5 separate regions of the Homo sapiens genome follow, and regions 1, 2, 4 and 5 are each linked to region 3. A link is a loop called in an ENCODE intact Hi-C map of the cell type or tissue named here. Cell type or tissue: endothelial cell of umbilical vein. All regions are shown on one strand. Each heading gives the region's core, and the rest is flanking DNA. Links, peaks and the distances in the headings are about the cores only.

Region 1 (4,661 bases), core at 293-4,292, 1.3 Mb before region 3:
ACTTTTTACCTCTAAGGATTCCAAAGCAACAACAATATGAAGACCCATTTGTTGGTTACCACTTACATTGTATATTTCCTTAGGGTATATTAATACATTTGAAAGCTACTTTGGGTTCAAGCCAAAACATTATGATTTATTTACTTTGTTGATATTAACAAGAGCTAAATTATTAGAAAGCAATGAGACAATATTCAAAACTGAAACAACAGCACACAGCCATTTTCTTAGTCTTTCTTGTCCCTCCTTTAATTATACGTGCAATTTAGCATTTTGATCTGAATTCAGAAGAAAGACAGGTGAGAAATGATTTGCCTCAAGTTAAACTCCAAATTCCATTCTCTTAACTAAACATGTTGGCATCATTAATAGAAGGAAGTGGTGAGACAAATACAAAATTACATTTCTGTAAGAGAAATAACTCTCTAGGCTCTGTAAATGCCCATTATTAGGGGAGATAATCTTTAGACAGCAATAGGGATGATGATTCCTGACATCACTATAGAGGCTCTTGGTTAAGGCACCTTAAGAACAAATTGCTTCTGGATGCATACTGAGATGCATGGTGACTTTTGTGTTTGTTTTTTGAGTAAATCCCAGCCACATGGTTACCAGACAGTTTTCTTCACCTAGACAGCTTTAGTAAAAAAGCATCAAAGAGGAGCTTAGTCAACATTTAAATCGTTACCGAATATGTGTACAAGTATTTACCAAGAGCTTAATATATGTGATGTATTGTTTTAGACACTGGGAATAGGGCAATGAAAAAAAGAGTTAAACATCTCTCCCCTCCTTCAGTGTACACTCTAAAGAGGCAGAAAGATAACTAATAAATAAAAAAAACTGAGCTACAAAGTGTATCAATGAATGATAAGTGCAATGGAGATTATAATCTAGGGGTGATAACAAGCACCTGGGAAGTGGTGAGGGTTGGGGGACACAGCTATCACACAGGGTGGTCAGAGACGGTCTCCCTTAGGAGGTGACTTCTAAACACAGACACAGAAGGTCAGGGCTGGTATAATTATGTGGGTGACAGGCTGGCTGGCTGGAAAGGACACAAACTACAGAACATGTGTGAGAAAGAGAAGGGAAGCCAGAGGGGCTGAGGTGAATGAACAAGGGTAGCAGGAGTAGGAGTTGAAATCAGAAAGACATAAAGGCAGAACAGGCAAAGGATCAGAAAGGCCTTGGAGTTGAGGTAAAGCACTTATCCTCTTGACCTCTCTAGTGGGAAAGGAAGCTCCTAGAGGGATGTGAGCAGAAGGGCTGTATGGTGGTACTTCTGTTTTACCAGCATCACACTGACCACTGGGTTGAGAATGGGGGCAGAGGGAAGCCAGAGAACACTTTAGATAGAGGCCACTGCAATAATCCAGCCAAGGTAGTGGAAGGGCTAGTGCAGACAGGGAATGGAGAAGTGATCAAATTCCAGGCATAGTTTAAAGACAGAGCTAAAAGAACTTTCAGACAGACTGTGTACAGGATGGAGAAAAAATAGAAAGGAGATGTCAAGAATATAGTTGTGTGTAATAAGATGGAAGGCAAAGTAGGAAGAACAGATTTATGAAGGAAGGTCAGAAGTGTGGCTTTGGAAATGTTTAAATTTGAGGTGTGTCTCACACAGGCAAATGGAGAAAAGTAGATAACTAGAAATATGAGACTGGACAGAGGAAAGGACCGGGCTAAAGATGAGAATATTTAGGAATCATCTCACAAAAGACAATTTTTAGAACAAGACAATAGGGAAAATATCCAAAGGCAGTGAATGTAGATAGAGGAGGGAAGTCTAAGGACTAAATTGTGGGACACTCTAAGAGGGAGAAGAACCTCCAAGGAGACTAAGTAAAAAGGACCACAAACTAAGGAAAAAGCAGGTGAGCATGGTATCCTGATAACCAAGGGAAGAAAGTATTGAAAGAAAGAGGGAGTGTCAACTTCTCAGGAGGTCCAATGAAAGAAAGACTAAAAATTGGCTGATGGCAAAAAGGTTCAGGTACTGAACTGAATAATATCTATTAAGACCATATATACGTCTCCTTAAAAATTAGTTTTTAGGAGCTATGCCATACTATCCACATGTCTAGCAAGTAAGACCTCTTATTATATCAGAAATTTACACCAGTCTTTTGTATCTGCTTACACATATGATGATACATGTGCTAAATCCACCATCTTAGCCTTCTAAAGCAATGATATAAGAATTATAATTCTTTATAATTCTATCTTCCCCTTTATACCTATTTGCTGGATGATCAATAATATGTACTGAATGAAACAATAATAAAGCTACTTCATAGACTTCAGTCACAAATGCAAACAGGAAATTGAGACGCTCACTTTTGCACAAGGGCAATTAATTGCAAACAGGAACTACAGATAAGCAGTTAAGCAATTATACCTACATACAAAGGTCAACAACCAGCCTTGCCTGTTCACTGAAGATCAAACTGAGTGCCTAGTATGGTAATCATGTATAGGCAATTTAGGAAAGTGAATATATTACCTAAATTCTAATAAAGCTCGTAAGTGAAATTCATCACTTTTACCTTCTACATGGATTTAGCACAGTGCGTAGAGAAGATGCTCAGTCAGCAGCAAAGACAAGAATGAATGGTGTGCATGCCCAAGGCTACTACAAATGACCACTCTGGCTATGTCCTACAGTACTCCAGAGGGCGCTATTTACCAGGCTACCATGTCATGAGACGTGTAGTGCAGACATGCCCAACCACCTGTGGCAACCCTGGGGAGCATCAGTCAGACTCTGACTTTTATCCTAAAGCTGAAAAGCAATCACGGTAATGGCACATATATGCTAAATATCCTTTGAGATCAACATAAACTGAAACAGGCCTAAAGAAAGAGACAGTTATTAAATGCCTACCTATGGGTTTGATTTTTACCCAGTTCTATAGGTGAATATGTTTTCAGCATCTGATTATAAGCTGCTAAAAGGCAAGTAGAGCATGCAAATGTTATATACCAGAAGAAGTAAATGCCTTTTTTTTTTTACTGCTGACTCTTATGTGATGACTTTGCAACCTTAGAGAAATCTGTAAGAAGAGGCTTCAAAAAATGCTGACTCAGAAATAATTTACAAACCATGCTTTTAAGACATGTTGGTGATTTTTATCCTCTTAAATTTGGGGAGTCAGTTTTGATTCTGAAAAGACTGTTCATTTTACAGTAAGTGTCATGCAGTATATTTTGAATTTAGGCAGCTAATTATCAGGCAAGGCCCAAGTTTTTTGGCTCTGCTAACAATTATGGAAATTTCCCCTATTTCTATAGTTTTCCATATAAAATACAGTATTTATTTGCTAGCATTTGCTGATCTTAAACGTGGTCCAATTAACAGCTGTAACACAAGATACAAAAGTGACTTAAATTACTCCCAGATAATAATTTAAGATTCTTGGCTTACCAATTGAAATAACAAAAGAAAAGTGGCCTTAGAACAAGTAACACAAAAGTCTGTAATTTAGAGCATCAAGACATTTTTTCCCACAATTATATAAAACTACATAGAAAAGAAAAAAAAAACTCCTCCTGACTCTTGTTGAAAATCTCCCATAGAGATCCAATGGCAGAATATACTGCAAAGTACCTGAGATGTTAGGCTTTAATCTCCTGGACCCTCAAGGCTATAATTTTTCCTGGTAATTCTAAAGCCACAGTTAACTACATAACAGAGAGCATCAGTCAGAATTTAAAAAGCAAAAGCAATAAACATTTTGCATGTTACTACAAATAAATAAATGGAATTTAACTAACTGGAAAGGAGTTAAGGGCTGGGAAAGAATATCATGGAAGTAGGGTGAGAGGTGAAAAAAAAAAATAACAACAGGAGACTGCCTTCATATTTGCCAAAAAATGTTCACCATGCTTGGGTCAACCTCACACCTAGCATCTCTTCTCTACATGTCTGCACTTTTCTTAGATATACCTATACTTGGATTTTACTAAGAAAAGTAACAGAATAATCACGTTTCATCTACCTTCACTCAAAAATTCTTGCCCAGCCTATAATTAATCATTCTTATCTGTTCCCCAAATATCTTAAGCTTTCAAAATTCATTCAATTTATTTAAACTCTTATTTATTGAGCACTCTTATTTACTGATACATTTACCAATATATCTGTGAAACTGACACAAATCCCTGCCTTCAAGGAGCTCGCATTCTAGTCTAGTCAAACTTATTTGGGCAAATAATCATTTTGGTATTTTTTAAAGTACTAAAATTCAATCCCATTTAAAAAGGAATTAACTAGCATCTACAGGAATACTTAAATATTTACTGTTTTACTTACTATCACATTTTTCCAAGTAGCTATCAATACTCACCCAAGGTACACAGAGAAAAGTCCTTTGGGTGGTTGTCAGTAGTTTACATTCCTTCCCTGCCATGTGTGAAATCTCCTTTCTGTGTCATTTGAAAGCCATCCGTTTTTACCTTGGTGTGTGAATCGGGGTCATCTGTGGAGCTTCTGAAAAGCAGAGCTCAATTCAGACTTACTGAATAACAATCTCCCACAATAGGAGCTAAACATGTATATTCTTTAAAGCTCCATAGTTGGTTCTGATGCATACTCGTTTATGAACAATTCTTTCAAAAAAAAAAAAAAACCCTTCAAAGAAGGTTGACAGCTTAGGTAA
Region 2 (4,661 bases), core at 356-4,355, 190 kb after region 3:
ATCTTAGTTGTGTTCTGCAGAAAGCTGGAAAGACCTTGGCTCCCATTTTCTCAGATAAATTGGAAAGGAGCAGAAATTGGTTCTTGTGGAAATAATATTCTCTTCAGGCCAGAAGGATAGCAGATGAAACAAATTCTTGAAAACTTTTCTCCCAGGATTCCTTCTTGGGATCCAGGAAGCAGAGCTGGTGATGAAGATAGTGAGATGGAACCCTGAGGACTATGTTGGGGACACATCAGATCAGGGAAGGCTGTAAGTCGATGCCCAGTAGCAGACAACCAGGTTACTAGGTCTGTTCCCTGGCGAAAAGAGATCGATATTTTCTTCATTTCAAAACTGTTTCGCAGTTCCCTTTTTCCTTTTCCTAAAGCAATAATGCACAACTTATTTTTTGGCTTTAAAAAATTGAATGAAAAACTTCATGTCGTGGGTTTTTTTTTTTTTTACATTTCCAGCATCCCTTTTTATCACCTTATTCAAATGCAAATGTTCAAAAGTCTTTTGAAATAATTTTTTTCTGTAATTTTGAAAAAAATTCGCAAAATAAAAAACTTTAAATGTAAATGTTTTCATTTAGAAAATATTTTCAAGTACTGACTGTCATAGCAGCCTGAGAGGTGAACAGGGAGGGGTTTGAATTCCTGCCATTGTCCACAGGACAGAGTTGCTGATGTGCTGGAAGGCCCCTGGTCTAATGTAAAGAGCAAAGGCTGGGCCGGGACTCAGTCTTCAATCCCCATACTGTGCTCCTTGGCTTCACGCTGCAGCAGTGCGTCACGGAACACACAACTGTTTCAAAGGGGTGGGTCATGCCCAGGAAAGGGAAGAAGCTTGCCAACAGGGGGCTCTGAAGTATTATCCAAGGGTGGCCAAACAGCAGGAAGCCAGCATTCCCTCAACAAATGAACTCAGCTCCAGCACACATGATGCTTGGCACCGGTCCCCAAGAACAGGCCCAGGAAGAGGCCTTGAGTCCATGCTGACTTTCTTCCTCCTACCCACTCCTTCCAGCCCCACTCCTTTTGCTTTGGGGCCCTCAGAAGCTTTTTTTCTCCACCACTTGCTTCTTTCTGCCACTTCTTTGTGTCCCTTCACCTTCCCTCAACAATTCAAGCCAGGACCCCCAAAAAGCTATCCATGGGCCACCCACATTAATGCAGAATCCTGCCTCCCAGCTGAAGCAAAGCCTGGCCTAGGGAGGCCAAAGGGATCAGAAATGACATCCCCGTAAAGACCCATCGTAATCCCACAGACAGGTCCTGCTACAGGAGCAGGGCTGCCAAAAAGCAACATTCTTGTTCTCTTCCTTTAGGTCCTGAAGCTCCTGCCCCTCCACCACTGCTGCCAGCGACCACAGTAGCAGGGGGAATTTTACCTCCCCAGTATATGGAGACCATATATGCTCAGGAAGTGCATATATGCTCACAGATGAGCAAACCTCTCAGGCCTGATTGATGCAAGCAGTCCTTAGCATTCTTCTCCATCCCAGTTTTGATCTGGGAAGGTCAAAGCCACCATTTGGCCCCGCCTTCCTTTACTGCCTAGCCAAATGCACATCTTGAATGATGAGCAACATATGCACACAGCGTGTGGGCCAAGGACGATTTTGGTCCCTCCACCAGCAGAATGTAATTCCTTTCCCCAAATCACGCCCATAGCTCACAGTTTTGGCCCTTTCCTGATTGTTTTGTTACTAAGCCTTTAAATAGCTCATCTGACTTCTCCTCTGTCAATCATCTATTCAGGAGGCTTGGTACCAAGTTTTCATAGATCCATAGTAAGTAAATTTGAATTAAAAAGCATTTATATGCCACACTTTTGCCAAGGTAGCAACAGTGGATGGAAATGAAATACACATGCTTCTCCACTTACAATGGGGTTATGTCCTGATAAACCCATTATAAGTCAAAAGTGCACTTAATACCTTGATAAACCCATCATAAAGTCAAAAAGTCATAAAATCGTAAGTCAAACCATTGTTAAGTCTGGGACCTGTCTGTAACCAAAAGACAGGCAGAAAGTAGACAAATTTGCTCTGTGGATCTGAACCTTGTGATCCAGCTATGCTGGTGCTCAGCCTTTATTAGCCCTGGATCCATGGAAGAAACCAGAGCTCAGCAAACAGAGACGCCCTTTGGGTTCCTTCTTTCTCCTTCCACCCTTCCTCCTCACCTCCCTCCTTCCTCTTTCTCCCTTTCTCTCTCCCTGTGTCTATCTCTTCTCTCTCCTTTCCTTTCTCTCCTTTTCTCATTGTCTTCCTTTCTCTCCCTTCTACTTTTCTCTCTCCCCTCCGCTTTCTCTTTCTCTCTTTTCTCTCTCTCTTCCTTTCTCTTTCTCTCTCACCATTTCTTTCCTTTTCTCTCTCATTCTTCTTCTCTCCCTTCCTTTTTCCTTTCTCTTTCTCTCCTAGTCTCTTTCTCTCAACTCTTCTCTTTCTCTTTCTTTTTCTCTTTCTCTTTTTCTCTTTCTCCCACCTCTTTCCCCCTTCATCCCTCCCTTCTTTTCTTTCTCTTTATTTCCTTCTTTAAGGTACTTTCACATTCATGCATTCCTCTGGGGCACTGGCATCCAACTCCCTGAAGCCCAGAAGGTGAGGGGTTTGGGGAGCAGCCCTGCAAGTGTTTCCTTAGGCTCCCCTCGCCTCGCTGAAGGCAGCAAATGCCCTGTACTCTGGGGAAGCCTCCAGGAAGCCAGCACCCTGGCCCAGGGCAGTCCCTTCTGCACACCACTAGCCTCATTTCCTGAGCACAAGAGGCCTCTGCTGGAAGAAGCAGAACTTTGCACAATCATCCAACAGCTGGCTTGCCTATTGCTACTCAATTTTATTTTATTTTATTTTATTTTATTTTATTTTATTTTATTTTATTTTATTTTATTGCTTCTGTAAAATTGGAAAAACCTTACCAAAAAAAAGGAATTAGAAATTTCTTCAGCTTTCTGCCTGGATTTTTCTCCTTCAACTCAGTTCATGAAGCCTGTTGATTATTTTCCCTCAGTACAGAAGGCTTAAGTTGCTCTTTCCTTTTAGCAAGCGGAATCAAAGATTCTTAGGCCTGAACACTTCAGCCACCACCAGCCTTATCCTTTGAGGGATGATATTGATAAACCAACATTTATTGCATTTACTACATTTATATCTTTATTTTATTTAATCCTCACAGGAACACTGTGAGATAGTTATTACCATTAATCTCAACTTCAAGATAAGGAAACTGAGGCTTAGAGGTTAAGTGATTGGTCCAAGGCCAGTACCGGGAGGTTCAGTATCAGAGCATGAGCCCATAGCCCTTGCACCACATGCAGTCTTCACACTTACACACGCACGTGCATGCACACACAATTTGGATCTTTGACAAGGCAAAATTTCATTCATGTTTGTAAGTTGACTAGTTAAAAATCTTTTCATTCCAATACCAAAAATATGGGTAGGGAAGCATGCCAGTCACCCACTTTGGCTTGAGAGCTCATTGTAAAAGAGCAGGGGCCCTTCCTTCACCCACTTTGGCAATTTTTTTTTTTTTTTTGAGATGGAGTCTCGCTCTGTCGCCCAGGCTGGAGTGCAGTGGCGCCATCTCGGCTCATTGCAAGCTCCGCCTCCCGGGTTCACGCCATTCTCCTGCCTCAGCCTCCCGAGTAGCTGGGACTACAGGAGCCCGCCACCACGCACGGCTAATTTTTTGTATTTTTAGTAGAGACGAGGTTTCACCCTGTTAGCCAGGATGGTCTCGATCTCCTGACCTGATGATCCACCCGCCTCGGCCTCCCAAAGTGCAGGGATTACAGGCGTGAGTCACCGCTCCCAGCCCACTTCAGCAAATTATGTCCCCAACAGCCTTCCTCACTAGAGGCACCACTGCCACTGCAGCATCCCAGCACAAGGAAGTAGGTGACGCATCTCCCAACAGGACACCCAGGTGCCCACACTGCCCTCTCCAAGGCCCAGATATGTTTGACCTCAAAGACCCATGTCTTTATCCACGAGGATGCTTTTAATGATAAAATGAGAATGCCTGACTATAAGTGGGCTAAACAAATAAGGGCTTTAAAAAATACCATTACAAGATCAGCGATAGATACATCGATATTTTACATGGAATCTTTCCCTTTTTAAATGTTAGCATGTAATTCAACTTTTTAAAACACAGTCTAGACCATGACCTGCTGGTCAAATATGACCTAAATCTTCAGGATGACAAGGCAGGGTGCGGGGGGATCCAGGTCCTACCTGCTCCTCTCCCAGGCTCACTGCTGCCCCCGACACCTCCAGCTCTCCTGTCTGATGCTGTTCACAGCCACCACCCAATGCCTGCACACGTTCAGTTCTGCCCACCTCCCTAGATTTCTTCTGATGGCTTCACACAGAGGCAATGATGATTGTAATAGCTCACATTTGGTGGATAGTTATCATGTGCTATCAATAATCTGTGCATTATCTCCTTTATACCTCACAATTAACCTATGAAGCAGATACTGTTGTTATTGTTCCCATGTTTAAAGAAACTAAGGCACAGAAAGACTCAGTAGCCTGTATCCAATGAAGAACAGCCTGCTACTGGTGGATCTGGGACTGAAACACAAGTAAGTCCGATTTCAACGCCCACACCTTTAACTGCTGTATCAATTAGGATGCTTTGGGTTGTAAAATCAGAACACCTGACTAC
Region 3 (4,661 bases), core at 178-4,177:
TTGAACCCGGAAGGCGGAGGTTGCAGTTAGCCAAGATCGCGTCACTGCACTGCAGCCTGGCGACACAGCGAGACTCCATCTCAAAAAAAAAAAAAAAAAAGAAAAAAAAGCAGATTAACAAGGTGGTTTACTGAGAACATTGGCAGTTAAATGTTGAGGAAATGATGAAGATTTGGAATAGAAGCCAAAGAGGATGATAAAGAAAGCTAAGCAAAACAAGTAAACTTGTATTACTCTGGATTAAGCTCTTGGAACTCATTTCTCATAAGTTTTTAAAATCTTGATAACCACTGATGAGAGAATACACCAAATAAGTATTTTGGCAATTAGTCTTCCTATTTCACTAGCAATTGTGTTTAGATAAAAATCATTATAATTACATCTTAAGCTTCTTGTAATACATTAGACTTACAAAACTGCAAACACTATACTAGATATTATGTATGTATATATTATATTATATTATATAGATCATATACATTATGTGATACTAAATGCCAAAATTTTACTTGATGTTTTGAAGTGCTTAGTGTTGTTCAATGCTTACTTTAGCCAGCTGTTATGTTTTCAGACAGTGATTTGCTTTAGTCTTCTCTTCCTTGCAGAATCATAAGGAACCTTAGCTTATGAGAGCAGTTTCTTCAAGAATCTGCTTATTAGAGTAAATAGAATGAATTTCATTTCGTACAGTTACTACTACAACATTTGATGATACCAAAAGCAAAGTGAAACCTGAAGCATGCTCACATAATAAATTACAAAATTTTCCATATGAAGCATTCTTTATTTTCTGAACCCAAAGCTCTGTGTCCCTTTGTAATGAATCAGCATCTCAGGCAAATGTTCTTGTGAGGAGGCAAATTTTTCCCACTGGATTTAGCACTTAAAACAGAAGTTGTCCCCACCACCACCACACTTTCTAAATACAAAGAGCCCTGTTATAAGATAGTCTCATCTGAGTTGTTTTTCTTTTTTCTTTTAGATTATGTGGGAAATGTGTTGCATATTTGCATTTAGTATTTGTGCAAATGTTTTAAACCTTTTTCTCCGTGTTGAAGCTGGTTTCGGTTATAGTTATCCGAATAAGGGGGGGAAAGAGGTGAAAGGACAATATAGTTTAAAGTATTTAAAGCCCTAAAACTTCACAAACCAGGAATTAAATATAAAGGTATTCGAGTTTTTTCTGACTTATGAAAATTTAAAGAGCAGTACCGGCCGGGCGCGGTGGCTCACTCCTGTAATCCCAACGCTTTGGGAGGCCGAGGCGGGCGGATCACGAGGTCAGGAGATGGAGACCATCCTGGCTAACACGGTGAAACCCCGTCTCTACTAAAACTACAAAAAAATTAGCCGGGCGTGGTAGCGGGCGCCTGTAGTCCTAGCTACTCCGGACGCTGAGGGAGGCTGAGGCGGGAGAATGGCGTGAACCCGGGAGGCGGAGCTTGCAGTGAGCTGAGATCGCGCCACTGCACTCCAGCCTGGGCGAGAGAGATTCCGCCTCAAAAAAAAAAAAAAAAAAAAAAAAGAGCAGTACCAAAAATATGTAAGGTTTTCTTAGAAAATATAAAGTGCTAACCTAAAAAGGAAAATAATGTATTTGCCACATTTAACAAACACTTATGGACCAAGATAAAACAGATAGCCCATAAATTTGGCGTTGTCCCTTTAATGTACATGTCTATAGTGCCACCATGTGGTACTACCGGTGTTGTAAATATTTCTAAATACAGTAATTCAGATATTCTGAAAGTTAGACACTAGATGGCAGTATATTTCCCTTTAAAATTGTTTATTCATGTTCAAAGGCAGTATCTATTTTTTATGGTATAACTTTGTTGAAAAGTAAAAAAAATTACTACAGTTTTTAAAATAATATGCTTTGTAACATAGACTGATTGCATTAAAAAGTATGCTTTTAATCATCATTTATTTCTCAAATAGAAGCAAAATATTAAAATAACTACTTGCTTCCTTTATTAGCATGCCCAACCTAGGCAAAAGAATCTCACCAATTTTTTCTTCTTCTACTAAAGTCCTGTGATTAGCACAGTAGGATCCAACTGTATTGATTCTATATAATTACTAATTAACAAAATTTTACTAAGTAAAGACTTAGAGGCAGAAAAAACAATGAGAAATTTAGGCAACGAGTCAGCTTAGGTTCATTTATGTACTGTCTTCAATGGCTAAAGAAGAAATATTGGCAGGGGAGGGCTATGACTTTCATTCTATCTCCCTTTTATCCTGCTTCTGAGGCTAAGGGCTCTTCCTAATTTATCCTGGCAATCAGAAAGAAATACTCTATGCCATCCTGAAATACAAATCCAAGATGCATTGTTCAGGAGGTTTTCCTAGTTGGAAACAGCAAGTGCTACATGATATATCAGCATCCAACAGAGCCATGGCTTTTTGTATAGAAATTTGTCTTTTCCTTAATATAAACAAAATCCAGATCTTCCAAAACTGTCAAAGGATCACCAGGCACACAAAAAACGTTAGCAGGAGCATGAAGCCCCAACTCTAGTTAATGTATTAATTTCTCCTTTGGGCTCTTGCTTCTGACATCTGCCTCTACTAGGTAGGTTTGAGACAAGAAGTAAAGGAATGCTCATTTACCTTTAATATCCTAGCCCATTTTTGGACAGAGACCCTGCCTTTAACACCAATAAGCAAAACTACAACAGAGCTAGCATATTTAAATGAGACTTAACTAAATAAAAAGGAATAACTATAGATTGCTTGATAGAAACAGAATTACATTAGTTCCATCAGAACTAGTTTCCTGATAGTTTTTATAATTAATATGTAAAAATATTTAACTATCCCCTTGATTTTTGAGTACTCACTGGGAGAAAATTAAACCATGTCCTTTCCCTGGAATGATTCTAATTCCTCACAAGAAAAAACTTGAGCTTGGAAACCTTGAGTCTTGATAGAATTTGATTACCTTTGAGATAGCATTGGGGGTGGAAGGTGGCAAGGAAATAGCCTTTTTGTGCTTTGGAACTAAAAATATGTAGAAGTGATCTTCACCAATAACCCTCTCCTCACACATATGCAGAAAATCAGGACTTTGGGAAGGTACATGAGGCAAGTGGGCTAAATTGTTTGAAAAGGGGCCTGTCATAATGGGTGGAGGGGTAAATGGCTGAGCTCAAGTACTCGAGTCCTCCAAGAAGAAGAGGGAGGACCAGGCTGCATGTTCCCACCCACTCCCATACAGATGGTGACCAAAACTTCACCCCCAAATTGAACAACACTCCTGAACAACCAAAGGGTCAAAGAAGAAATTTTAAAAAATAACTTGAGACAAACAAAAATGGCAACACAACATACCAAAACTTATCAGATGCAGCAAAAGCAGTTCTAAGAGAGAAGTTTATAGTGACAAATGCCAACATTAAGAAAAAGGAAAGTTCTCAGATAAACAGTCGAACTTTATACCTCAAGGTATAGAAAAGAATACCTTGAGGAACTAGAAAAAAAAAGAATAAACCAAACCCAAAGGTAGTAGAAGAAAGGAAATAATAAAGATTAGAGCAGAAATAAATGAAATAGAGACTAGAATAACAATAGAAAAGATCAACAAACTAAATGTTTTTTGAAAAGTTAAACAAATTTGACAAACCTTTAGCCAGACTAACCAAGAGAAAAAGAGAATACTCAAATAAAATTACAAGTGAAAAAGGAGGCATTACAATTAATACCACAGAAAGGCGAAAGGTGATGAGGCCACTATGAAAAATTATACACCGAATTGGATAACCTAGAAGAAATGGATAAATTCTTTTTAATATAAAACTTACCAAGACAGAATTAGGAAGAAATAGAAACTCTGAACAGACCAATACCAAGTAAGAAAATTGAATTACTGATAAAAAAAAAAAAATGTCCCACCAAAGAAAAGCCCAGTACCTGATGGCTTCACTGGTAAAATCTGCCAAACATTTAAAGAATAATTAATGCCAATTCTTCTCAAACTCTTTTAAAAATTTAAGAGAAGGAAACACTTCCAAAATTATTTTATGAGACCAACATTACCCTGTACTGAAGCCAGACAAAGAAATTATTTTAAAAAATTACAGGCCAATATCCCTGATTAATATAGATGCAAAAATCCTCAACACAAATAATACTAGCAAACTGAATTCAACAGGACATTAAAATGATCACATACCACAATCAAGTGGGATTTATCCCTGGCATGCAAAGATGGTTCAACATATGTAAATCAATCAGTGTAATACACCACATTAACAGAATGAAGGATAAAAATCATATAATCATATAATCATCTCAATAAATGCAGAAAAAGTATTTCACAAAACACGACATCATTTCATCATAAAAGCTATCAACAAATTAGGCAGAGAAAGAAAGTACCTCAACACAATGAAGACCATAAATGTCAAACCTGCAAATAATACACTCAATGATGAAAGCTGAAAGCTTTTCCGCAAAGATTAAGAACAGAGTAAGGGTGCCCACTATCACTACTTATATTTAACATAGTACTGGAAATCAGACCTAGCGCAATGGGTCAAAAAAAAATAAACAAAAAGCATCCAAATTACAAACATAGATGTAAAATTATGTGGTTGCAAATGATATGATCTTATATGGAAAAAGCCCTAAAACTCCACCAAAAAAGTATTAAACTA
Region 4 (4,661 bases), core at 238-4,237, 660 kb after region 3:
CAAATAGGCTAAAAAATCAACTTACATTAAAAAAAACAATTTGTTATAAAAATTTGCTAGTTCAACATTCTGTGGACCCACCCAAAAATCCCTTCTAAGCACTAAACAAGTAGATTTTTCAAAGTCCCTTCATTACTAAGTCAGTTTCTCTAATTTTCCTGTTAATGTTCATCTGGAACCTTCTTAACATTAGGTTGAATATTCAGAGTAGAATATCAGCCCTGCTGTGCCATTAACAAAGCTCTTCTCCTGCCCAGACATGGACAGGACATCAAATCCAGCTGGGATGGAAGGGAAAAGTTGTTCTTCTGCATTTCACTAGGTTCAATTTACAACCTTGAGTTGAGCTGGCTCTGTACCCAGTCAACCCCTTTCATTGTCTCAGCCTGCACTGTCTGCTACTACTGGTTTATAAGCTCATTTGAAATCAGGGATGTACGCTGCTCATGTTTATACTCCCCTAGAACACTTTATATAGTGATTTATACCAAGAGGTACTTAATGCTAGTTTATAAAATAAAATTTTAAACATTGATGCGTTGTGTGAAGGCTTGAGAATTCAAGGAGGAATGCTGTCTTGAGCACACACTGTCTCTCACCTGCCCAGTACCACTGTGGTTCAGATCAAAACAAGAGCGAAGGGAGAAGCTTCAGGGCAGAGAAAAGCAATGGGGTACATCCCTCTTGAGAGTGTGAGCCTAGACTGAAATTCACGAAGGGGCTCAACGTCCAGGCTTCAAATCTTGGTTCTAACCATGTGCTAGTTGGGTGACCTTGAGCAAGTTGTCTGAACTCTCAGTTTCATCTTCTGAACAATGGATGAGATAATAGTATCTACCTCATACGATCATTCCAGTCTCGTGTGCCTCCCTGCTGTTACCTCTGCCTGGAATCATCTCCCAAGGTACCTGAATGATCAGCTGTCTCACTTCTTGGACTGCTATGCCAGTTTCACCTTTGCGGTGGAGTCCAGAGGGGCCGCATTGATATCCTAGCTTCTTTCTCTTCATTATATTTAAAACCACGCCACATATTCTATGTCTATTTGATTACTAATTGTCCCATCTCACCCCCAATAATGGAACCTGCCTTATAGAAGGCACTTTGTTTAGTTCACTTATGTGTCTTCTGTGCCTAGAATGGAGCCTGGCATGTGGAAAGTGCTTAATAAATATTCCTTGAGTGGATGAGCTGGAAGGTTAAATAGATTAATTTATGTGAAATGCCTTGATATAAATGTTCAATGCAAGTTAATCATTGTGTTAGTTATTATCACTCTTCAGCACATGTGGGAATCCCTTCTGTGTGCCCAGTACAGAGACCTAATGTGGTGCTTATCCTGGTGGTGGTGGTGGTGGTCTTACTTTAGGAAGGAATGCCTTGATCATCAGGTACATGCTGCGCACATTGAGATTCATCGAGAAGTCCCAGTCTTTCTCCTCACAATCCAGGACAGTTCCATGATGGACAAAACTAGAAGAGTGATTAAACAATGGAAGAATAACTGCCATTAAAATTTTTCTATTCCATCTGCTGATTATTTTTATTGTCACTTAGTGACTTAGACCACTGTCTCTTTCCCTTATCAAGACTTTAAACAATTCATAGTATCACTTAGTATATTATATTAGTAAGAATCCCAACAACTTAAGCTAGAAATGTCATCTGAAAACAAGATCCTTGTTTTCCAAACAAAAGTATGGTCACCGAACATAAGAAGCTTTATATTAATTGTGCTGGAAACATCAATGCCATTAAAAACAAACAACAAATAAAGGCGAACAGGGCTAGGCATGGTAGCACACACCTGCAGCCTCAGCTACTTTGAAGGCTGAGGCAAGAGGACCACTTGAGCCCAGGAGTTTTAGGATGCAGTGAGCTATGATCATTCCACTGCCCTCTAGCCTGGGGAACCAAGACAAACCCTGTTTCAGAAAAAAAAAAGAGAGAGAGAAAAAACATCTGCCCTATTTGCCTATGTGATTCCTATTTCAAGAGCAACAGTGCCCTCAGGTGGCACAGATTTAGAATTCTCAAGGGAAATCAAAATTGCAAGGAAAACAAGTGTCTGAACATCTCAGAGCAGCAAAGTGATACTGCTAGTGTTCTAACATACTGAGAGATGTTAGTTTGTTGTAAGAGAGACGTTAAGGCAGAACAAAACAAACCCGTAAAGTAGCTTTCACTATTTTTCAAGTTACGTTTTCTGAGGGAAGCTTCCAAAACACTGGAACCCTTACTGATTTGGTCCTCTGGACCCAAATTATGTAATTCATTATAAAATATTGTTGGCTGTGACTTCCATGTACCAAAGCTCTGCTATTTCAGTCAGAATGTCAGTTTCATGACAGCAGGAACCACATGATTATTTCTACATCCCCTACATGGCTGAAAATTTAATAGATGCTCAGAAACTAACTTTGCTAACTATTTGTTTCATGTTTCTGGGTGTATTCTTACATGAGGATGGAAGACTATTTATAAAATAGATGATCAGAAATTATTGCTTTAATTTAACTTCCATACATTGTAACACATAATACAGCTTTGTATCAGTACCATCTGTCTTGAGTAGACCTCATTTGCCCCAGATCATGTCAAACTCTAAGGCTGTCTTACCTGCTGAATTTTATGTGTAATGAAAATGCTGTGTAAAATCTAGCCATATTTCCCAAGGAATATGTCATGGTTCACAATGAATGATTTTGCCACATTATGAAAATTCTTTGAATGAAAGTCATAGAAAACTTTCTGTAAGGAAAGTGAAACTAAAAAGTTATGAATTACCCAGCAACATTAAAGAGAACATCAAGTCTCTCAACTTCATTGGCAAACTGATCAATTTGTTTCTTCTTTGTGACATCAAGGACACGAGTTTGAATACCTGAAAAATAAAACAAGAGGCACTATTCCTAAAAATGTTTAGCCTTGAAGGTTTAGCTGTTTTGAAGTGTGAAGTGTGAAGATTGCAACATCTATCCAGCTAGGCTTCATAGATTGCTGACCTTCTTACTAGGGTCTTAAGAATCTTCAGAGTCTCATTAGTAAACTTAAAGTCCATCTTGACTCCTCCAATAACCCATCCGTCCCTCTTCCTTCCTCTCTGTCCATTTTCCAAGTTGAATAATAAGGGTCCTTTCTGAGCAATGGCTTTATAGTAAAGAATGACTGGTGTACATTAGATGTTTCTCAGTAAGCCAGCAGTAATAACTGAAAATGGGCTCATTTGAAGTTCTTACAAACTTCAAACATTAATTTTCTCCTCTTTGCAGCTTTTCTCTTAATTTTCTCTTCTTTGAGGTATAATTGAGAAATAAAAATTGCATATATTCAAGATGTCCTTCCCCTATCCTTCCCCTGCCAGAGACTGGGTTGCTGGTACCTATACAGTAATCAGAATTTTGTCTGAGTGAGGGGTGGAGAAGAGCAAGTGTTCTGGAATAAGAGACTGTTTCTATTTGTGAGCTTCCCCTTTATGTCATTTCCATTATTTATTAGAAATGACTCTGTTAGTCAAGGGTATCCAGTCAAATACATGTATTTCTGGACTAAACTGCAAGGAGAAGAAATGAGAGGGTCAGAAGAAGGGATGACACCCTTGAAGGCTAGACATGAGAGATCTGGCATGGCGGGCACCTGAGAGATACACACTGCACTAGTTGCTGAGAAACTCCAAACAGTGTCTAACAAAAGCAGCAGTCATCATTATAAATATATACACATATTATTTATAATGTGCATAATATATATTATAACATATAGTAATATAATTTATAATATATACAATGTATTAATATGTATACATATAATATATAATAATATATGAATAATACATATAATATATAGTAATATAATTTATAATATATACAATGTATTAATATGTATATGTATAATATATAATAATATATGTATAATACATATAATATATAATTATCTATAATGTGTATTATATTTTATAATTTATAATATATTATAAATAATATGTATATGGTTTATTTTGGGGGAATATAGAAATAAAAGATTCATAAAGAAAGGGAAGACTTGAAATTTTGTTTCAGAAACATTTCCTTATCTTTGTGCTTCCCCAGTGCAGCAGCTTTACTTTGACTTGTTTGAATTATAATTCAACATATTCCAATTCAATTAACTAATTCAAGGAACTAATTGCTGTTTGATTATGTAACCTGTTCTATTTTGCTGTAAGGGTTACCTTTCATATAGGTTCTCTGTTCTGATTTCTTTGGGTAAACTGCAATTAAAATCCTTTGGTGTTGGAGTTTGGTTCAGTGGGGTGAAGAAGTGGTGGTACACACCTAATAATCTGGGTACTCTCTTAGGGTTTCTCATGATGATGTGTGATTTTAGAGCTAAGCTGTCTCCAGCCACATGTGGCTACTGAGCACCTGAAATGCAGCTAGTCTGAAATGAAATGTGCTGCAAGTGTAAAATACACATGAATTTTAAAGATTTAGTATGAAAATATTGAGACGTTGGTCAAAGGGTACACTCTTGCAGTTATAAGACTTAATATACAGTACAGTGACTATAGTTATTAATAATGTATTGTATACTTGAAATTTGCTAAGAGGGTAGATCCTAGGTATTCTTAGCACACACATACATACACACAGAGGTAACTAAATGAGGTAATGGATATGTTA
Region 5 (4,632 bases), core at 633-4,632, 180 kb after region 3:
GCCATGTTTGCTGCTGCTGGTGGCCGCTGGGGCTGACGTCAATGCTCAGGAGCAGAAGTCCGGGCGCACAGCACTGCACCTGGCTGTGGAGCACGACAACATCTCATTGGCAGGCTGCCTGCTCCTGGAGGTGAAGGGCACACTTATTTGCTTTTGCATTAAATTTCTGAGGGAGATTTAAGGAAATCTTTTCAAAGAAGGAAGTCAGTAGCTGCTGTTCTCCCTTACAATCAGCTCTATTTGTTTAACATTTATGGAGGGCTTCAGAGTACCACCTTTAGACATTCCCCCAACCCCCTTGCTTGGCATCTCTAACTGGGGATTTCTTCAATGACAGAGCCAGCCCAAAGTAGCAATTGGGCTAGTAATAGGACCCAAGGAGCCATGCACACTGGGAGGTGGGGACAAAAGGGCAAAAGAACCTTCCACTAACGCTTTCTTGTGTGGGCTGGATTGTAGGGTGATGCCCATGTGGACAGTACTACCTACGATGGAACCACACCCCTGCATATAGCAGCTGGGAGAGGGTCCACCAGGCTGGCAGCTCTTCTCAAAGCAGCAGGTAAGATGGTGATCTGGCGGTCATTAATGAAAAATGTTACCAGGAATGCAAACCCAACTTCAATAGAGCAGTCATGTTGCCTTCTTTAAGCCACAGACCTACTGCTGAAAAACAAGGGTAAATAAAAATTATATGGCAAATCACATTTTATCTGCCATAAGGCACTGTTTGGACTAGTAATCTTGGGCTTTACCCTGATAGTCATTTTAGTTTTTACTTTCTGATTCATCTGTTTGTTTGGGGTTTGATTGTTTAGATTGACTCCCATGACAAAGGGTCTTTTCAAAGTAGAGTTTGATTCCTTATAGAATTCTGAGTGGTATTAGTCTCAGATCATATCAGAAGGCCCCAGAAGAAAAAGATTATTGGTATAAGAAATCATTTAAAGACTTCATTTTGAAAGAAATATCTCTTAGAAATTGAAGTGTAGGAAAAAGAAAATGGGCCATGTATTAAGACCCATTATGTGGAAGGCACTAAAAATGGCTAGCACTTATTGACCTTTCTGTGTACCAGGCACTGTGATATGCACTTTATGTGCACAGTCTCATTTAATGCCCAATCACCCCTTGTGACAAATACCATTATTCCCCATCTTAGAGTCAAGGAAACAGACTAGAGAGACTACCAGATCCCACTTCAGGGTTCCAGTAAGTGACAGAGCTATGAATCACACTTCGGCAGTGTGAACTTCAAGACTTTATTCTCTGTACTATGTTTCTCTCTCCTATTTTGCTCATAGGTTTGCAGATGTTATTCCATTTAATTCTCTAGTCCTGTGAAGTATAGAAAATTATCCATGCTGATCTTTGAATCTCCAGTGCCTTGCATATTTAGAACCTCAAAATATGTGTAATGAAATTGGCATCTGAAGCCTGCCCTGACATATCTGATATACTTTAGAGGCTTTTTTTTTTTTTAACTTAAAAGGTAAATGCTTCATAAATTCAAGAAAACAAAGCAAAAGACATAGGAACTTTTTCTTTGGGACACCATATTTTTCTTTTCTCTTTTGTTAAATAGAACTTTTTCTTGAACAAGAAACTCTGATTGCAGTGGGTATTAATAGTTTTAGAAGACACTGATTAATTAAATGCCTTCCAACAAGAAGCTATAACCAGCCAGACGTGATGGCTCACACCTGTAAACTCAGCACTTTGAGAGGCTGAGGTGGGAGGGTCACTTGCACTAGGAGTGTGAGACCAACCAGGTTAACATTGTAAGACCTCATCTCCATTAAAAAATTTAAAAAGTAGCCAGGCATGGTGGCATGCGCCTATAGTCGCAGCTAGTTTGGAGGCCGAGGTAGAAGTATCACTTGAGCCTGTGAGTTCAAGGGTGCAGTGAGCTACAGTTTCACCACTGCACTCCAGCCTGAGCTATAGAATAAGAATAAGACCCTGTCTCAAAAAAAAAAAAGAAAAAGAAAGAAACTATAACCCTTTTAAAAATGCTTTATATTGAATTCTCAGAATCCCATGAAAGGAAAAGCAAGTAACAGTTTCTCTGATATATAAATGAAGAAACTCAGATGAAAAACCAAGTCCTAATCTTAATGTCGTGGAAAAGGTCAGTTAAGTCCGAGTGTGGTGGCTCACACCTGTAATCCCAGCACTTTGGGAGGCCAGGGTGGGTGGATCACCTGAGACTGGCAGTTCGAGACTCACCTGGCCAACATGACGAAACCCCATCTCTACTAAAAATACAAAACTTAGCTGGGCGTGGTGGCATGCATCTGTAATCCCAGCTACTCAGAAGGCTAAGGAAGGAGAATAACTTGAGCCCTGGAGGCTGAGGTTGCAGTGAGCTGAGACTGCGCCATTGCACTCCAGCCTGGGCAACAGAGCAAGACTCCATCTCAAAAAAAAAAAAAAAAAAAAAAAGCGTCAGTTAAGAGATAGCTCATCCCTCCACACTTTGGTCCTGTAAATTGTTCATCTTAATTTCTCCATGGATTACATTTATTGCCTCATAGATCAGGCCAGAACTGGGAGAATAAAATCAAGAAACAGCATGAAGATCCTTCTTTGTTTCCCATTAAGTACTCCTCTATTATTGATATTGACCCATCTGATGTTCTCCCAGCAAGATAAAAACAAGTTCCTCCCTCAAAAATGGCATCATTAGACATCAAGCTAAACACTCATAAAAATCATCTAAGCCTCTGAGAAGTAACTCTAGCTCTAGTCTTTGAGTTACTTTGATGTTTTGTTTATTTGTTTGTTGTTTTTGTTTTTGCTGGATGCTAAAGAGCAGACTACATTTCCCAAAATATTTCAATAATTATACATCCTAGTAGGTTTGTTTATTTAAAGATCAGAACCCTGGCATTGCTGTACCCAGCAATGAAACTGGCCATGCTGTCACTAGACATCAAGCATCTTTGCTCTTTTGAGTGTCCAAGAAAAGGGGCTGAGAAATACACATTGTCATGCATAAATTTGAACAGTTAGGACCCTAATCCTGAGGGTGCACCCTAGTGGCTGTAATCATGCTGTCCATCAGCCCTAAGATTAAAGATGCACTATTCAGTTGAGAAATATCCTGTAGAGTTAAATGTGAAAGAGTATTTGAAGTCTTTTTTTCTTCAATAGTATCTTTGGCTATTTCAGGTGTCATAAGACACTTTAACAATCAAAGTAAATTACAATTTTAAAATAATTTCTCTGGATATTCCAGTAGAAATGTTTTATGATTTAAAAATTATCCAGGAGATTGCCTCAAGCTGCTACATTGCTTTGCCTTTGGGAATCTGACCTTTGCAGGCAGTTGGAAGTTGACAAGATCTGGGTTTACCTAATGCTGTGTAATCTAACTTCGCAGGAGCAGATCCCCTGGTGGAGAACTTTGAGCCTCTCTATGACCTGGATGACTCTTGGGAAAATGCAGGAGAGGATGAAGGAGTTGTGCCTGGAACCACGCCTCTAGATATGGCCACCAGCTGGCAGGTGAGTGCCGCTCCATCTGTCTGATGGCTGCCCCTGAGGGAGTCAGAGGTTCAGGAATGTAAGAACAGATGGTCTTCCTGGTGCTTTATTCCCCAAAGAACATGCCTTTTATTTTTAAGAAAGTCTGTTTGTCAGAGACCATTTTTATCTTGAAAAACCCTATCCATGAAAGATCTAGGTCAGCTGAGTTCTGAGTACGAAAGTGTATGCCTAATCAGATCAGAGTTGAGATGTGAGAAAAGGTTAGAAGAAAAACACAAAATTCACATAAAAGTTACCCATTCCAAATTCACACCATAATTGTGACCATCTCAATTTCTGAAGCTAGGATAAATGTTACTGTTTGCTTAGGACTTAGGTAAGTGATTTCAGGATGTAAAAATAAACTAAGAATTCTTCTTAGAATTTCAATAAATATAAACAGAGTAAATAGATTTAAAGCCTTCCTCAAAACTCCACAGGGCTGAGATCTGAAGGTATAAAGCAGTTACTAGGTCATTTGGCCCCAGGAAGAAAAGCCAGAGGGAGGAGGTGGGCAGCATGCAAGATCTCCAACATGACAAGATCAGTTCTTCTAGAGACGAGAGCTGCTCCACTTCTAAAACTGCTCATGTGCCTCCCACAGCCTGTATGTGTCCAGCTCACTGACGTTAGCATGGTTCTCCCTTTATGTTAGCACCTCATTTCCCCAGAAGGCCTTGCCACAGAACACAAAAAGATGATGCACTCAGTGACCCCACGCTCTCCTTACCCAGGTCAGCCAGCAACAGAGTGACTGCAGAGAACACCACAAATGCCTCGGCAGCTACAGAATAATTTTTCTTTTAGCCTAAGACAATTCTGGACCCTCAGTTAAAATGTCAGTATTGCCAGAGGGTTAACACCAAGCCTTGTGAACATCTAGACATCTCAATTTGAGCAAGTTTATACAATTCATTCTCATAAGCTTGTTCCTATGGAAGAAGGGAGACAGCTTCACAGCTCTGAGTAAGCTCTTCACTAGCCTTAGGTCTCTGAGCAGGAGATGATTGACATGGTGGCCTGGACTGCCTGTTCCTTCCAAAAGGCTATAGCTCTGACTCTCTGCAGTTTGGTTGGGTATTCTGACCCAGCTCAGAGTTT

Evidence for each region. Peaks named below come from ENCODE experiments on the same cell type or tissue, not always from the same donor. Only the 100,000 strongest peaks of a DNase experiment are listed, where the experiment ranks them.
Region 1: it touches region 3 in a loop (4-fold over the local background); 3 of 110 quality-filtered maps call a loop at or near these places.
Region 2: it touches region 3 in a loop (7-fold over the local background); 60 of 110 quality-filtered maps call a loop at or near these places.
Region 4: a loop joins it to region 3, with 9 times the contacts of the local background. A loop is called at or near these places in 69 of 110 quality-filtered maps.
Region 5: it touches region 3 in a loop (2.9-fold over the local background); 64 of 110 quality-filtered maps call a loop at or near these places.

What each region holds. Positions count from the first base shown.
Region 1 is chr4:101,166,735-101,171,395 of GRCh38, forward strand. All of the region lies in intron 2 of PPP3CA (protein phosphatase 3 catalytic subunit alpha), which reads right to left. Among named protein-coding and RNA genes, the nearest start is that of MIR8066, 72 kb to the right of the region's middle. In endothelial cell of umbilical vein, for the core only: a CTCF peak has its summit at 2,668 (motif pointing right); a DNase peak (open chromatin) is centred at 2,687.
Region 2 is chr4:102,623,020-102,627,680 of GRCh38, forward strand. No RefSeq gene overlaps it. Among named protein-coding and RNA genes, the nearest start is that of NFKB1-AS1, 120 kb to the left of the region's middle. In endothelial cell of umbilical vein, for the core only: CTCF peaks have their summits at 834 (motif pointing right) and 2,765; no DNase peak of the experiment used is centred there.
Region 3 is chr4:102,429,850-102,434,510 of GRCh38, forward strand. The region is part of intron 2 of NFKB1-AS1 (NFKB1 antisense RNA 1); the gene reads right to left. Among named protein-coding and RNA genes, the nearest start is that of NFKB1, 69 kb to the right of the region's middle. In endothelial cell of umbilical vein, for the core only: a CTCF peak has its summit at 1,733 (motif pointing right); DNase peaks (open chromatin) are centred at 1,032 and 1,702; H3K4me3 peaks cover 1,015 bases; H3K27ac peaks cover 1,199 bases.
Region 4 is chr4:103,089,813-103,094,473 of GRCh38, forward strand. It overlaps BDH2 (3-hydroxybutyrate dehydrogenase 2), which reads right to left. Exons shown (of 10, transcript NM_020139.4): 4 at 2,788-2,884; 5 at 1,365-1,473. Among named protein-coding and RNA genes, the nearest start is that of BDH2, 7.7 kb to the right of the region's middle. In endothelial cell of umbilical vein, for the core only: a CTCF peak has its summit at 2,026 (motif pointing left); a DNase peak (open chromatin) is centred at 2,009.
Region 5 is chr4:102,607,190-102,611,821 of GRCh38, forward strand. NFKB1 (nuclear factor kappa B subunit 1) reads left to right here. Exons shown (of 24, transcript NM_003998.4): 18 at 1-130; 19 at 460-562; 20 at 3,386-3,510. The region is part of intron 1 of LOC105377347 (a long non-coding RNA gene); the gene reads right to left. Among named protein-coding and RNA genes, the nearest start is that of NFKB1-AS1, 110 kb to the left of the region's middle. In endothelial cell of umbilical vein, for the core only: a CTCF peak has its summit at 3,061 (motif pointing left); no DNase peak of the experiment used is centred there.